2 separate regions of the Homo sapiens genome follow, and region 1 is linked to region 2. Evidence: chromatin loops called from intact Hi-C (ENCODE). Cell type or tissue: OCI-LY7. All regions are shown on one strand. Each heading gives the region's core, and the rest is flanking DNA. Links, peaks and the distances in the headings are about the cores only. Region 1 overlaps DSN1 (DSN1 component of MIS12 kinetochore complex). Region 2 overlaps DLGAP4 (DLG associated protein 4).

Region 1 (8,323 bases), core at 1-8,000, 250 kb before region 2:
AGAAAATCTAAATTCGTTCTCCCATCTGGGGAAATTAACTAACTTGGAAAAAATGAATAGTAAGCATTGTATTTGGAGAGTCAGCATTAGTGCATCAATACTAGAAGTTAGAAGGCTGCATATTGAGATTTTTATGGACTCTACTAATGATCAATTTCATAGAATGGAGTCTAGAGAATACAAATATTAATTTGACTTGAAGAACTCAGGTTTGATATGATTAAATATTCTCTGAATTGGTCAGGCTTTCTAACCCTGTAATGACCTGTCAACTCACATTTTACATCCAGATTGTACACCTCACATACTTATTGTTACTGTGAGTGATTCAGAATAAGATTATAAAAATTAACTGAACTTTTTTTCCTGATTCTTACAGGTTTTCTTTAGAACGTCAGACTTGGGATCAGCTCTTGCTTCACTACCAGCAGGAGGCTAAAGAGATATTGTCCAGGTTAGATCTATGAACTGTAAAAACTCTTTAAAAATCTTATGGAGTTTGATTGGTGTTTATTTCAGTTCTGTTAGCACAAATTGAAAGATGAATCCTTTCTCACGGGCCAATAAGCTCATCAAATTCTGTAGTGTGTATTAGCACTCTCTGACCAGAAACGGGAAGTGAGTGAGAGGAAGGAAGAGTTGGTGTCACTATTTTCAGTCCAAGAACACAATTGTTTCTGTTCTGTGTCCTTGGCTAACATTTCATATCCTGGGGGAGACAGACACATCTCTGCATTGTATCTGGCAGCCTGGGGTTGGGCCAAGAACAGTAACCAAGGGGCTTCAGTGAGCACATGGCCTATGAGCTGCAGGTTTGGGGGATGCCCTTGGCCAGGGCCTTCTTGGAGACAGAAAGACATGAAAGTGGGTGATGAGGAAGATTGAGGAAAGAGAGGATCTTTGGGTCTTGAAGGTAGAGGAAAAGTAGGAAAGTGCTAGGTGTTGTTTTGTTTTGTTTTGTTTTGTTTTGGAGACAGACTCTCGCTCTGTTGCCAAGGCTGGAGTGCATGGCGCCATCTGAGCTCACTCTGCCTCCCGGGTTCAAGCAATTTTCCTGCCTCAGCCTCCTGAGTAGCTGGGACTACAGGTGTCTGCCATGATGCGTGGCTAATTTTTGTATTTTTAGTAGAGACAGGATTTCACCATGTTGGCCAGGCTGGGCTGGGTGTTTTTTTGTTGTTTTTTTGTTTGTTTTTTTGCTCTGTCGCCCAGGCTGGAATGCAGTGGCACGATCTCGGCTCACTGCAGCCTCCAACTCCCTAGTTCAGGCGATTCTCCTGCCTCAGCCTCCCGAGTAGCTGGGATTACAGGCATGCTCCACCACACCCCACTAATTTTTGTATTTTTAGTAGAGACAGGGTTTTGCCATGTTGGCCAGGCTGGTCGTGAACTCCTGGCCTCAAGTGATCTGCCCATCTTGGCCTCCCAATGTGTTGAGATTACAGGTGTAAGCCACAGCACCTGGCCAGAAAATGCTAGATTTTGATTTAGTTGAACATTTAAACCATGGTTTTAAGCTTTTTTTTGAGATAGAATCAGCTAGAATCCCAACTACAAAATGTTAGTCAAAACCCTAATTACAAAAGTGGCCTCTCAGTAGAGAGGGGCTTTGAGGAGCATGGTTTGAAAAATTTCCCCAATCCAGGTAATGATGGTTATCAGTTACTTTATTCACCCCTTACATACTGTATTTATGAAGATAGATAATGTGTAAGATGCTAGTTTCAGATAAAATCTTTTGTGGCAAAGCTTGTAGGTTAAGAGGAATGGTTCTGGAAGCAGACTGTCTGTTCAGACTCTAACTGTTCCTTAGTTTTGTGACCTTGGGCAAGTCACTTAGTCTTGAATGAGCCTGAGGTTCCTCATTTGAAAATGGGGATGATATTAGTACCTTCCTCATTGGGTTATTGTGTCAAATTAGGTTAAATGTAAAGTGCCCAGTAATATCTGGCATATACTTAGCACTCAGTAAATTGTAGTAGTTGTTGTTATTAAAGTTGTTGTTCATCAGTTTTCATGAACTCTCAGTCCTGTTCAGTTATTTTAGATAATTGAAGTAGGCCAGCATGTTTTGGTAAACAATTATAGACACTGACTTTAGGATAGTAAGCTTTGGCTTCACTCTCTCCCAAGTATAGTCCTTCTGGTATATGGACCTTACTATTAAGTGGATTCAACTGACTGGAAGCTTCCAGCATTTCCTGGAGTCCGGAGGTATAAAGACATGAATACTAGACAATTGTTTCAGAACTTCTTGTTAAGGCCAGGCGCGGTGGCTCACGCCTGTAATTCCAGCACTTTGGGAGGCCGAAGCGGGCAGATCACAAGTTCAGGAGTTCGAGACCAGCCTGGCCAACATGGTGAAACCTCGTCTCTACTAAAAATACAAAAAATTAGCTGGGCATGGTGGCAGGTGCCTGAAATCCCAGCTACTCAGGAGGCTGAGGCAGGAAAATTGCTTGAACCCGGGAGGCAGAGGTTGCAGTGAGCCGAGACCTGAGACCGCACCACTGCACTCCATCCTGGGCAACAGAGTGAGACTCCATCTCAAAAACAAACAAACAAACAAAAAAAAACCTTTCTGTTAAGAAGTGAGCCTATAGCTAGCGTAGAGTGGAGGAATACTGATTCAGCTTTATAGGATAATCTTTGGTATCTCTTCCAGAAAATAATTACAGAATCTCTCAAAAGCTCTTGTGTTTTGTTTTTAGAGGATCAACTGAGGCCAAAATTACTGAGGTCAAAGTGGAACCTATGACATATCTTGGGTCTTCTCAGAATGAAGTTCTTAATACAAAACCTGACTACCAGAAAATATTACAGAACCAGAGCAAAGTCTTTGACTGTATGGAGTTGGTGGTAAGTGGGCTCATGTTTATTTAGTTGAGTTATCCAGCTTTGCCACCTTGTAATCCTTGGAAATTAAAAGACCTGGAGAAATGTATAAGTGTAAGTTGAATATGTATATTCAACTCTACCTTAGGAAAACATGGAGAGACAATTAAAAAATAATAAACAAATGAATATATAGTGGTAAATGCTGATGAAGCAGGGTAAGAGAGACAGACAGTATAGGGAGGTTGGTGGGTTGCTATTTTATATAGCAAGGTTATTGAAGGCTCCTCTGAGGTGCCATTTCAACAGACTTGAAGGAAATGAGCCATGAGGACGTTTGAGGGAGTAGTGTTGTGTCAAACCAGGTATTAATAGCAAGCAGATGGCATTTGAAAGGACAATTCAAGGAGAGTTTATTTTCAGAAAGGCTAAATAGAAAGGTATGGGTATTGGAGAACCACAAGGGTTAGTGGAGTAACCTGGGGCTTATAGGCAGTAGAGCTCTTACTCCTCCTAGGACTCAAAGGGAGGAGGGAGTAGCAGTTACTGTGGCATCTAATGGGAGAAAGTCACATGGTTAGCTGAGTTGAGCCAACTCAAGATGACTCGTTCAGCTCCTTCCCACTTAGGCATCCTGTTGGTAGAGGTTACATGGGTCAGCCTCCTGGAGCATAGAGCAGCCTGGAGAAGAATGTGGTGTGACTTTGGAGGAACAAACAGAATTATCTGGCATAAGCATTCCAGGCTGAAAGAACAGCAAGCCCAGAGCTCCTGAGCAAGAGCTTGCTTGTCAGGTTTGAGGAACATCCAAGAAGCCATGGACCTTTACAGCTCACAGCTGTCTTTTTTCTACAGATGGATGAACTGCAAGGATCAGTGAAACAGCTGCAGGCCTTTATGGATGAAAGTACCCAGTGCTTCCAGAAGGTGTCAGTACAGCTCGGTAAGCTTGTCTCTTGAGGGGACCAGAGTTCAGGCTGTTTTCCATGATAGCCTTTGGGATACAAACTGCCCTTCAAAGCCTATGGTCCAAGAGGGTAAGACCTATATGAGGTGATTTGTTTTTCTCCCCACAATAAATAGTATGTTATGGGTACTCAGAGTTGATAGGAAATTTCTAGATGTAAATTCTACAGAAGCACAGTAGACTGAGAATTAAATCCCCATGAAATATGTTGTTGTTTTGGTAAATCCAAGACTTAAGAAATACCCACCCATTGCTTTTTCCCTCTTCATTTCTCAAGAATTCACTAAGTGACACTGACATTACTCCTCCCTAGCTTTTCCTGACCTCCTTCCAGCCCTAAATTATTGGCTATACATACCTTCATTTTCTTTCTTCTTCTACTTTTTTTTTGGGCTGGGGGGGCAAAGTCTCTCGCTTTGTCATCCAGGTTGGAGTGAATGGCACAATGACTGCACAGCTCACTGCAGCCTCAACCTGATAGGCTCAAGCAGTCCTTTCACCTCAGGCTCCCAGAGTAGCTGGGACTAAAAGCATGCACCACCACCACCACACCCAGCTAAATTTTTAATTTTTTTGTAGAGATGGGGTCCCCCTGTTTGTCCAGGCTGGTCTTCAACTCCTGGGCTCAAGTGATCATCCTGCCTCAGCCTCCCAAAGTGCTGGGATTACAAGTGTGAGCCACTGCACCTGACCATCTTGTTTTTTTGGGTTTTTTTGTTTGTTTTTTTTTTTGAGACGGAGTTTCACTCTTGTTGCCCAGGCTAGAGTGCAATGGTGCGATCTCGGCTCACTGCAACCTCTGCTTCCCGGGTTCAAGGGATTCTTCTGCCTCAGCCTCCCGAGTAGCTGGGATTACAGGCATGCTCCACCATGCCCGGCTAATTTTATATTTTTAGTAGAGACGGGGTTTCTCCATGTTGGTCAGGCTGGTCTCGAACTCCTGACTTCAGGTGATCCACCTGCCTTGGCCTCCCAAAGTGCTGGGATTACAGGCATGAGCCACTGCTCCCAGCCTCCATCTTCTTATTGATCACATTGTATTGTGATTGTAGTGGTGGCTGGCTTTCTTTCTTTCTTTCTTTTTCTTTTTTTTTTTTTTTTTTGAGACAGTCTCGCTCTGTTGCCCAGGCTAGAGTGCAGTGGCATGATCTTGGCTCACTGCAACCTCTGCCTCTGGAGTTCAAGATATTCTCCCACCTCAGCTGCCTGAGTAGCTGGGATTACAGGCATGTGCCACCATGCCTGGCTAATTTTTGTATTTTTAGTAGAGATGGGGTTTCACCATGTTGGTCAGGCTGGTCTTGAACTTCTGACCGCAAGTGATCTGCCCATGTTGGCTTTCCAAAGTGTTGGGATTACAGGGATTACAGGCATGAGCCACCCTTTTTTTTTTTTTTTTTAGACAGGGTCTTGCTCTGTTGCCCAGGGTGGAATACAGGGGCGCAGTCATGACTCATTGCAGCCTCAACTTTCTGGGCTCCCAGGTGATCCTCTTGCCTCCCATGTAGTTGGAGGATCGTGCTAGGACCATGCTAGGCTAATTGTTTTTTTTTTTTTTGTAGAGACAAGGTCTTACTGTGTTGCCCAGGCTAGTCTCAAACTCCTGGGCTCAAGGAATCGTCCCGCCTTGGTCTCCCAAAGTGCTGGGATTACAGGCGTGAGCCACCATGCCCAGCTGTGGCTGGCATTCTTACCAAATTGTCATCTCCTTGAGGCCAGAGACTCTCTTATTTGTCTTTGTAATGCCCTTCCATGTGTGTCACAATGTCCCTACATTAAGTTTTCAATAAATGTTACGTTATTTCAATTGAAATTTATTTTTTGGCCTCTTTTCTCTGCAGGAAAGAGAAGCATGCAACAATTAGATCCCTCACCAGCTCGAAAACTGTTGAAGCTTCAGCTACAGAACCCACCTGCCATACATGGATCTGGATCTGGATCTTGTCAGTGACTTTATGAGAGTTTCTGCCACAAGGTGCCCAAGAGGAGAGGAATGGGAAGAGTGCCCCAGCACGTGGTGACTGCGTGATTTCTGCTCGTTGCCTTTGAAGATAACTGGCAGGACTGACTGTAGAACACTTTGACTTTTTTCAAAAAGTGATGGAATTTGTACATCCAAATGAATATTGTATAGACAATTTTCCCAGGAATGTGCAAAATGCTTGAAAGTTCAAACTTCTTTTTTGAAATGATCTTCAGATCCAGTGGCCCATTCTTTTATCTTTATCCTGTGAAGGTGTTTTTCAGGTTTTGAAACAATCCAAAAATCATTTAGGACCAAGTCTAAGGAAACATTTTAGTGGCCAAGTTGGATTCCGATTGTAAAGGAATGATACTAATTTTCTAGCATGGCTCTGAAGGTGATTTTAGGTAGAAGAGTTTTGAGGCTGGGCGCAATGGCTCACGCCTGTAATCCTAGCATTTTGGGTGACTGAGGCGGGTGGATTGCTTGAGCCCAGAAGTTGAAGACCAGCCTGAGAAATAAGGTGAAACCCTGTCTACAAAAAATACAAAAAGTTAGCTGGGTGTGGTGGCGTGTGCCTGTAGTGCTAGCTACTCAGAAGGCTGAGGTGGGAGGATTGTTTGAGCCCAGGAGGTTGAGGCTGCAGTGAGTTCTAATTGCGCCACTGCACTCCAGCCTGAGCGACAGAGTGAGACACTGTCTTAAAAAAAATTAAAAATTGTAAAAAAATGAAAAAAAAAGTTTTGAGCATTATTTGCATCATTGGGATACATATGTCACTTCACAAGATGTTCAATTTGAAGGAAATACCACTCATTCTCTATGTCCTGTTGTCTGTAGTGTGCTTCAGTTTTTCATATTGAGTTGACCTAAATCCTGGATTCATGACAAGAAAGGAGTAAGTACTACTATTCATTGTTCTATTTGTTTATAATCTGTATTATAAAATTGCACATAATTAAAAGCTTTCCCTTGTCTTCATCTATGTTTTGAGTGTATAAACAAAAAGGGAGTGCCGGGTGCGGTGGCTCACACCTATAATCCCAGCACTTTGGGAGGCCAAGGCGGGCAGATTGCCTGAGCTCAGGAGTTCACGACCAGCTTGGGAAACATGGTGAAACCCTGTCTCTACTAAAAATACAAAAAATTAGCCGGGCGTGGCGGTGTGCACTTGTAGTTCCAGATAGGAGGGTGAGGCAGGAGAATTGCTTGAACCCGGGAGGCGGAGGTTGCAGTGAGCCGAGATCGTGCCCTTGTACTCCAGCCTGGGCGACAGAGTGAGACTGTCTCAAAAAAAAAAAAGAGGGAGGGCTGGGCATGGTGGCTCACACCTGTAATCCCAGCACTTTGGGAGGCCGAGGTAGGTGAATCACTTGAGGTCAGGAGTTCGAGACCACCCTCGCCAACATGGTAACCCATATCTATAAAAAAATAGCCGGGTATGGTGGCACACACCTGTAATCCCAGCTATTTGGGAGCCTTAGGCAGGAGAATCACTTGAACCCGGGAGGCAGAGCTTGTGGTGAGCTGAGATAGTGCCACTGCACTCCTGGGCAGTGCTTTTTCCCGGGCGAAAAGGCGAGACTCCATCTCAAAAAAAAAAAACCAAAAAAACTAGGAGGGTTTAACAGAAAATAGGATTCTTTGCCAAGATGCTGAAGTGAACAGTAGTGTTGAGATATACCTCTGCATTAATTATCAGTAGAACACCAACTAGGCCAGGCACTTCAGGAGGCTGAGGTGAGTGGTCGCTTGAGCCCAGAAGTTTGAGGCCAGCCATGGGCAGCATGCCAAAACTCTGTCTACAAAAAATACAAAAATTAGCTGAGAGTGGTGGTGCATACCTGTATTTCCAGCTACTTGGGAGGCTGAAGTGAGAGGATCAATTGAGCCCGGAAGGCCAAGGCTGCAGCAAGACATGATCACAGAACTACATTCCAGCCTGAGCAACAGAGTGAGACCCTATCTCAAAATTAAAAAAAAAAAAAAAAAAAAAGCCACACACACACAAAAAAACCCACCATCTAATTTATTACTTACGTTTCTTATTCTGGCCAGGCATGGTGGCTCACACCTGTAATCCAGCATTTTGGGAGGCTGAAGTGGAAAGATCACTTGGGGCTAGGAGTTCAAGATCAGCCTAGGCAAGATGGTGAGACCCCTGTCCCTACAAAAAATTTAAAAATTTTTTAAAATTTGATGGTGTGTGCCTGTAGTCCTCATGCCTGTAGTCCCAGCTACTCAGGAGGCTGAGGCGGGAAGATCCCTTGAGCTCAGGAGTTCAAGGCTGCAGCGAGCTATGATTGTGCCTATGCACTCCAGCCTAGACAACAGCAAGACCCTGGCTCAAAAACAAGCTAAATAAATAAATAAATCCAGGCAGTAGTGCCATGGCATGCTCATGGCTCACTGGACCCTCAACCTCCTGAGCTCAAGCAATTCTTCCACCTCAGCCTCCCAAACAGCTGGGACTACAGGTGTGCACCACCACATCTGACTAATTTTTGTTTTGTTTTGTTTGAGACAGAGTCTCCCTCTGTTGCCCAGGCTGGAGTGCA
Region 2 (8,334 bases), core at 73-8,072:
TAAAAATACAAAATTAGTGGGGCGTGGTGGCGCATGCCTGTAATCCCAGCTGCTCAGGAGGCTGGGACAAGAGAATCGCTTGAACCCGGGAGGCAGAGGTTGCAGTGATCTGAGATCACGCTATTGCACTCCAGCCTGGGCAACAAGAGCAAAACTCTGTCTCAAAAAAAAAAAAAGACAAGCAATAATGTGGCAGAAAATATTCGTCATATTATAATAGGCACAGTGTAACTATCCATATATATAAAGAACTACAAATTGATTTTTAAAGTACTTTTTGTTTTTTTGAGACAGGGTCTCACTCTGTTGTCCAGGCTGCAGTGCAGTGGCACAATCATACCTCACTATAGCCTTACTCTCCCACACTCGAGCAATCCTCTCACCTTAGTCTCCTGAGTAACTGGGACTACAGGTGTACACCACAATGCTCAGCTAATTTATTATTATTATTATTTATTTATTTTTTGAGATGGAGTCTAGCTCTGTCACCCAGGCTGGAGTACAGTGGTGTGATCTCGGCTCAGTGCAACCTCTGCCTCCTGGGTTCAAGCGATTCTCCTGCCTCAGCCTCCCGAGTAGCTGGGATTACAGGCGCCTGCCACCACGCCCGGCTAATTTTTGTATTTTCAGTAGAGACGGGGTTTCACTGTGTTGGCCAGGCTGGTCTCAAACTCCTGATCTCAGGTGATCCTCCCGCCTCGGCCTCCCAAAGTGCTGGGATTATAAGCATGAGCCACTGCGCCTGGCCAATTGTTTATTTTTAAATTTTCATTTGTAGTAGACATGAGGTCTCACTACGTTGTCCAGGCTAGTTTTGAACTCCTGAACTCAAGCAATCTTCCCACGTCAGCCTCCCAAAGTGCTGGGATTAAAGGCATGAGCCACCATGCCCAGACAATTTGAAAAATACTGAGAATCCAATAGAAGAATGAATAGAGTATACAAGTAATTCACAGAAGTTTAAATGGCCAATATAAATAAAATTAAAATATGCACAGCTTCTCTAGTAACCAAGTAAATGTGAAATAAATCAACTGGTTTTAATTTTTCACTTACCAAGTAAGTGATTTAAAGTCCAACAAGATCAAGTATCAGTAAGTATACTAGGGAAATGGCAACTTTCAAACACTTGGTGTAAGGATAAACTGATATAACCTCTTTGGAGAGCAATCAGACAGCATTTATTAAAATATGTGTTTCCTCCCATCCAGTGATTCTGTCCAAGGTAAGTACTCCAGAGAAGTTCTCCCACCTCATGGCAGAGAGACATGCACCAGAGTGTTGATGAAACGCTGAAAACACCAAAATGGCCCCAGTGCAGTGGCTCACGCCTATAATCCCAGCACTTTGGGAGGCCAAGGCAGGCGGATCACCTGAGGTCGGGAGTTCAAGACCAGCCTGACCAATATGGAGAAACCTCATCTCTACTAAAAATACAAAAAATTAGCTGGGCGTGGTGGCACATGCCTGTAATCCCAGCTACTTGGGAGGCTGAGGCAGGAGAATTGCTTGAACCCGGGAGGTGGAGGTTGCGGTGAGCCGAGATCGCGCCATTGCACTCCAGACTAGGTAACGAGAGAAACTCCATCTCAAAAAAAAAAAAAAAAAAAAAAAGAACCCTGAAACATCAGTAGGAAAATGGTCAAAGGGAATGTAGTATATGTGTATGAATTTAACAGAAATGAACTAGATCTCTATGTATCAAAGTAGACAGAGTGTTCAAGACATAGCGTTCAATATAAAATTGTTCTTTTTACTGCAGCTTAACAGTGGATGTAACTGCTTCTTTGCTGTGGCAGATTGTATTTTCTGAAGGCCCCAACAGTCTCTCCTGTCCCTCCTCCTCTTCTGAAACCTTGATACTTCCCTATGAAGAGGTAGGGTCTAATACTTCCCTCCTTCAACCTGAAGCCCCGCCTTGGGCTTGTGACTTGCTTGTAACCAGTCAAATACAGTGGAAGAGTTACTACGTGACTTCCAGGGCTAGGTCAGAAAAGGATGCAGCCTCAGGGTTCAACACACACTTGGGCCTGGAGCCACCATGCAAGAAGGCTGCCATGCTGCGAGGGAGCAAAGGCACGTGGAGGGACATACACAGGGGCTGTGGCTGGCAGTCCTGGCCTTTGAGTCATCCTTGTTTAAGTGCCAGGCACACACGTTAACTACCTTTAGGTAATTCCATACCTCAGGTGTCATGTCACCCCAAGCCCTTGAGCCTTCCCATCTGAAGCCCCAGGCTGTATGGAGAAGAAACAAGATGTTCCTGCCACGCTCTTTCTGAACTGCTGACATACAGAATCTGTGACCATAATAAAATGGTTGTTTTGTGCCATTAGGTTTGGCGTGACTTGTTATGCCCTTCCTGCTTCTGTGTCTTTGCTCCCTCCATCTGGAATGCCTTTCCTCTCCCCCAGCCTGTAGATATTCTCTGAGGCCCAGCTACGAATGGTATCTCCTTGGTGGAGTTCCTCACAGATTTAAGAGGGGTGACCTTAAAACTTGTGGCCACGGCTGGGTGTGGTGGCTCACACCTGTAATCCCAGCATTTTGGGAGGGCGAGGTGGGCAGATCACTTGAGGTCAGGAGTTCAAGACCAGCCTGGCCAACATGGTGAAACCCTGTCTCTACTAAAAATACAAAAATTAGCTGGACGTGGTGGCATGTGCCTGTAATCCCAGCTACTCAGGAGGCTGAGGCACGAGAATCACTTGCACCCAGGAGGCGGAGGTTGTGGTGAGCCGAAATTGTACCACTGCACTCCAGCCTGGGCAACAGAGTGCGACTCTGTCTCACAAAAACAAAACAAAACAAAACAAAAAAAAAACAACTTTTGTGCCCACAAGTCAGGGCCTTGAGTGGATGTACAGAATTTAATCAGAGAGCCTTGCAATTTCAATGAAGAGTATCATTCTTAAGAGACAGGAAACATTATTCACAACGGCCAAAAGGTAGATGCAATCCACCTATCCATTGGCAAATGAATAGATACATAAAATGTAGTCTCTACATACAATAGAATATTACTCAGCCTTAACAAGGGAGGGAATTGTGACACATGCTATGGATGAACCTTGAAGACATTATGCAAAGTGAAATACGCCAGTCACAGAAGAACAAATGCTGCATGGTTCCACTTACATGAAGTAGCTAGAATAGTCAAACTCATAGAGACAAAGTAGAGTGGTGGCTGCCAGTGGCTGGGGGTAGGAGGGAATGGGGAGTTAGTGTTTAATGGGTACAGAATTTCAGCTGGGGAAGACAAAACAAGTTCTAGAGATGGACGGTGGTGATGGTTATACAACAGTGTGAATTTAATGCCACAGACTGTAAACTTGGTTGAAATGGTAATTTTCATGTTATATATATTTAACCACAATTCAGAAAAATAAATTATCTGAAAAGAACATTGTCAAGTTTAAAGTTCTTCAGGTTTAGACAAGAGGGCAATGCAAAATTCAGTCAATACAGGCAGCCACCTGGGTGGGTGGGCACTGCTGAGTTCCCTGACCTATGTATTTTGGATAAGGGACATGAGCTATGTGACTCCATCTGTCTGTAAGTTACAGTAACTGATACAGGGCTATGAAAAGGGCCCCCTCTAGAGTTCATGTTCAACTGCAGGAGTTCTGGTGTGGTTATCCAGAAACATCATAAAAGACCTCTTCCCTCCCAGGTAGACAGGAAGGTAATACCAATATCGTTTGGTATGACATAATTTCCTTTGCAGGTAAACATCTTCTTGCTCTAGAAATAACTAGAATTAAGTATAGTAAAGGAAAGTTAAAGGGAATCAAATCCACAGAATCACCCTATTGGCATGAAGCAATCTGTGCACCCTGCCCCAGGCTTACTGTCTCAATCTGTGCTCAATACAGCAGCTACTAGCCACATGTCGTTAGTAAGCACCTGAAATGTTGCTTGTCTGAATTAAGATGTGCTGTAAGAGTAAAATATACACTAAGTTTTAAAGACTTACTATGAAAAGGAATATAAGATATTGCAATAGTTTTATATTGAATATATGGTGAAATACAGCTGACCCTTGAACAACACAGGTTTGCACTGCAAAGATCTACTTATGTATCAATTTTCTTCCCATCTGCCACCCCTGAGACAGCAGGACCAACATTCCTCCTCTTCCCCATTCCTCTTCCTCAGTGTACTCAATGTGGAGACAAGGAGGAAGACCTTTATGACGATCCACTTCTGCTTAATGAACAGTAAGTATATTTTCTCTTCCTTATGATTTTTTCCTTTTGAGACAGGGTCTCACTCTGTCACCCAGGCTGGAGTGCAGTGGCCCAATCTTGGCTCACTGCAGCCTCGACCTCCTGGGCTCAAGTGATCCTCCCCGCTTGTCAGCCTCCCGAATAGCTGGAATGACAGGCACATGCCATCATGCCTGGCTAATTTTTATATTTTCGATAGAGATGGGGGTCTCGCTATGTTGACCAGGCTGGTCTTGAACTCCTGGGCTCAAGAGATCCTCTCGCCTTGGCCTCGAAAAGTGCTGGGATTACAGGCATGAGCCACCACACCCAGCCTAAAACCACTATTCTAAGAAGGGGTCCATAGAAAGCCTACTTAAAACAAGCCCTACCCACACAAAACTGCCAGTCAGCTTCTCAGTGCCTCAACTGTTTATCTTAAATTTTTATTAATATATGCTCATAATTTAAAAAAATAAGTGGAGACACAAGCAACAAAAGGAAAAAATGGACTTCATCAAAACTAAGAACCTTTGTGCGTCAGCCAGGCGTGGTGGCTCATGCTTGTAATCCCAGCACTTTGGGAGGCCAAGGCAGGCAGATCATGAGGTCAGGAGTTCGAGACTACCCTGGCTAGCATGGTGAAACCCCGTCTCTACTAAAAATACAAAAAATTAGCCAGGCATGGTGGCACGCACATGTAATTCCAGCTACTCAGGAGGCTGAGGCAGGAGAATTGCCTGAACCCAGCAGGCGGAGGTTGCAGTGAGCCAAGATCACGTCACGGCACTCCAGTCTGGGCAACAGAGCGAGACTCCGTCTCAAAAAAAAAAAAAAAGAACCTGTGTGCATCAAAAGTCACCAGGAAGAAAGTGAAAAGACAGTCTCCAGAATGGGAGAAAGTATCTGCAAATCATATATATGATGAGGGTCTAGCACCCATAATATATAAAGGACTTACAACTCAGTAACAAAAAGACAAACCACCCAATTAAAAAATGGGCGAAGGCCTTAGCCATTTCTTCCAAGAAGACATAAAAATGACCAACAGACACATGAAAAGATGCTCAATATCATAAGGGAAATACAAATCAAAATGACAATGAGATATTACTTCATCTACTTCATGGCCGTTAGGATGGCTAGAATTTTTTTAAAAGACAGAAGATAACAGGTGTTGGTGAAGATGTGGAGAAACTGGAACCTTCGTGCTTTGCTGGTAGGAATGTAAAATGGTATAGCTTCTATGGAAAGCAGTTCAGCCATTCCTCAAAAAGTTAAACATAGCGTTACCAGATAACTTAGCAATTTCACTCCCCAAAGAATTAAAAACAGGTACTCAAACACGCCAGTCTTCATAGCTGCATTACTCACAATAGCCAAAAGGTGGAAACAACCCAAGTGCCCAGCAACAGATGAACAAAATGTGGTATATATTGTACACATAATGGAATACTAGTCAGCCATAAAAATGAAAATGCTGTAACATGGATGAACCTTCAAAACATGCCAAACACAAAAGGACGAGGAAAATTCGCAGACACAGCAAGTAGAGGATACCAGCGGCTAGGCAGAGGGGATAATGGGGAATTACTGTTTAATAGGTAGATTCTATGTTTTAGATGAAAGTTTTGGAAATAGATGGTTGTGATGGTAGTGCAATATTGTGAATATAATTAATGCCACTGAATTGCACACTTAAAAACAGTTAAAAGGTAAACTTTATGTTATATATATTTTACAACAAAAAAAGGAAAACAAAAATCGAAGTTTGACCTAGCATTTCTACTCCAAAAGAAATGAATATACATCCATAAAAAACTTGTACATGAATATTCTAGCAGTATTATTCATAATAGCCAAAAAGTACAAACAACCCAAATGTCCATCAACAGAAGAATGGATAAATAAAATGTAGTGTGAAATGAAATATTATTCAGCAACAAAACGGAATGAAATACTGGCATATGCTACAACATGGATGAACCTCAAAAACATGCCAAGTGAAAGCCAGACACAAAAGGCCAAATATGGGGCCGGGTGCAGTGGCTCACGCCTGTAATCCCAGCACTTTGCACTTTGGGAGGCTGAGGTGGGCGGATCATGAGGTCAGGAGATTGAGACCATCCAGGCTAATATGGTGAAACCCCGTCTCTACCAAAAATACAAAAAATTACCCGGGCGTGGTTGGCAGGCGCCTGTAGTTCCAGCTACTGGGGAGGCTGAGGCAGGAGAATGGCGTGAACCTAGGAGGCGGAGCTTGCAGTGAGCCAAGATCGCGCCACTGCACTCCAGCCTGGAAGACAGAGCGAGACTCCGTCTCAAAAAAAAAAAAAAAAAAAAAAAAAAGGCCATATATGGTATGATTCTGTTTATATGAAATGTCCAGAATAGGCAAATCCAGAGACAGAAAGATTAGAGGTTGCCTAAGGCTGTGGGAGCGGCTCCTAATGAGCAGAGAGCATCTTTTTGGGGCAATGAACATGTTCTTAAAATAAACAGTAGTGATGGTTGCACCACACTGTGAATACACTAAGTGCCATTGTGAGTTTACTAAATGTGTACTTTAAAAGGGTGAATTTTGTGGTATGTGAATTATATCTCAGTAAAGCCATCACAGGGCAGAAGAAAAAGAGAAAAGAAAAAGAAAACCTTCGAGGAAGTCCAACAAAAAACATGAGGAAGAAAAGGTGAGAGCCTGAGGATCCACACAGCAGGTACAGCAACTAACTGACAGAAATTCTAGAGCCAGACAACAGAACAAATAGAAGTGAGAAAATTACTTTTAAAAATTAATACAAGGTGGCCAGGCATGGTGGCTCATGCCTGTAATCTCAGCATTCTGGGAAGCCAAGCCGGGCGGATTATCTGAGGTCAGGAGTTTGAGACCAGCCTGGCCAACACAGTGAAACCCCATCTCTACTAAAAATACAAAAAATTAGCTGGGCATGGTGGCACACACCTGTAATCCCAGCTACTCGGGAGGCTGAGGCAGGAGAATCACTTGAACCCAGGAGGTGGAGGTTGCAGTGAGCTGAGATCACACCACTGCACTCCAGCCTGGGCGACAGAGCAAGACTGTCTCAAAAAAATAAAAATAAAAAAAATGATGGTGCCTTTAAGATTCTGAGGGAAAATTATTTTTAACTTCATTTTTATATTTATATAGAAATTGTTGTCCGGGTGTGGTGGCTCACGTCTGTAATCCCAGCACTTTGGGAGGCCAACCCAAGAGGATGGCTTGAGCCCAGGAGTTTGAGACCAGCCTAGGCAACGCAGGGAGACCTTGTCCCTACAAAAAAATTTAAAAATTAGCTGGGCATGGTGGCACTCTGTGGTAGTCCTTTGCTACTCAGGAAGCTGAGGTGAGAGGATTACTTCGGCCCAGGAGTTTGAGGCTGCAGTGAGCTATGCTTATGCCACTGCACTTCCAACCTGGATGACAGAGTGAGGCCATGTCTCTTAAAAAATTTTTTTAAAATTTAGCAAATGGAGTGTATTTTTTAAATGTGGCAACAGGGCAAACAATTCGTTTTAGGAAAAACAAAATGTAAAAAGAAGAAAACGCAATAATAATATACTGTTAGGCTCTGCAATAAACAATATTTACATACTCATAGTAAACAGAAACACTGATTACTATTTATCATAAACTGTGATGTACACAGAGGGTGGGAGAAAGGGAGACAGAGGTTGTGTGAGAGCTAAACACTCATCTATGCCAATGGTAACAGGAAATTAATAGAAATGATGATTAATTTTAAAGAGGAAATATAATCAGTCACATTTTTTAAAAGATATATGAAGACAAATACCAGAATATACAGCTAGTAAAAACTGAAAGTGGGGAAAGGCCCAGGTAGGGCGGTGGGCTGGATGTTTTCTCTTAGAAGCCTTTTAATGCTCTCTGATCCTTGTCTCTGTTTTGATTTTTTAAAATACTATTATTGTAAAAAGTTACTAGGTACTTTCCTCACAACAGTTCCCCTGCACTAGTGGGTGTGACATCAAAGCGGGGAACTGGCCTAGAGGACAGTGAAAACAATGACTCTGATGAGTCTTCTGCATCATCAAAGGCTGCTGTCCTCAGGGCCCCCTCCATCATGTATGGGATGTGTGTCAAACC

The links. Hi-C counts contacts between places; a loop is a spot of excess contacts. Peaks named below come from ENCODE experiments on the same cell type or tissue, not always from the same donor. Only the 100,000 strongest peaks of a DNase experiment are listed, where the experiment ranks them.
Region 1: it touches region 2 in a loop (5-fold over the local background); 5 of 110 quality-filtered maps call a loop at or near these places.

The regions. Positions count from the first base shown.
Region 1 is chr20:36,750,218-36,758,540 of GRCh38, reverse strand. DSN1 (DSN1 component of MIS12 kinetochore complex) reads left to right here. Exons shown (of 11, transcript NM_001145315.2): 8 at 380-454; 9 at 2,712-2,859; 10 at 3,691-3,778; 11 at 5,644-6,746. The coding sequence ends at 5,753. Among named protein-coding and RNA genes, the nearest start is that of NDRG3, 8.3 kb to the right of the region's middle. In OCI-LY7, for the core only: CTCF peaks have their summits at 3,537 and 3,748 (motif pointing right); DNase peaks (open chromatin) are centred at 640 and 3,750; H3K4me3 peaks cover 1,159 bases; H3K27ac peaks cover 2,733 bases.
Region 2 is chr20:36,501,703-36,510,036 of GRCh38, reverse strand. The region is part of intron 10 of DLGAP4 (DLG associated protein 4); the gene reads right to left. It overlaps DLGAP4-AS1 (DLGAP4 antisense RNA 1), which reads left to right. Exons shown (of 5, transcript NR_109939.1): 4 at 1,212-1,225; 5 at 1,763-2,335. Among named protein-coding and RNA genes, the nearest start is that of MYL9, 36 kb to the left of the region's middle. In OCI-LY7, for the core only: CTCF peaks have their summits at 3,401, 3,600 and 5,568; a DNase peak (open chromatin) is centred at 3,586.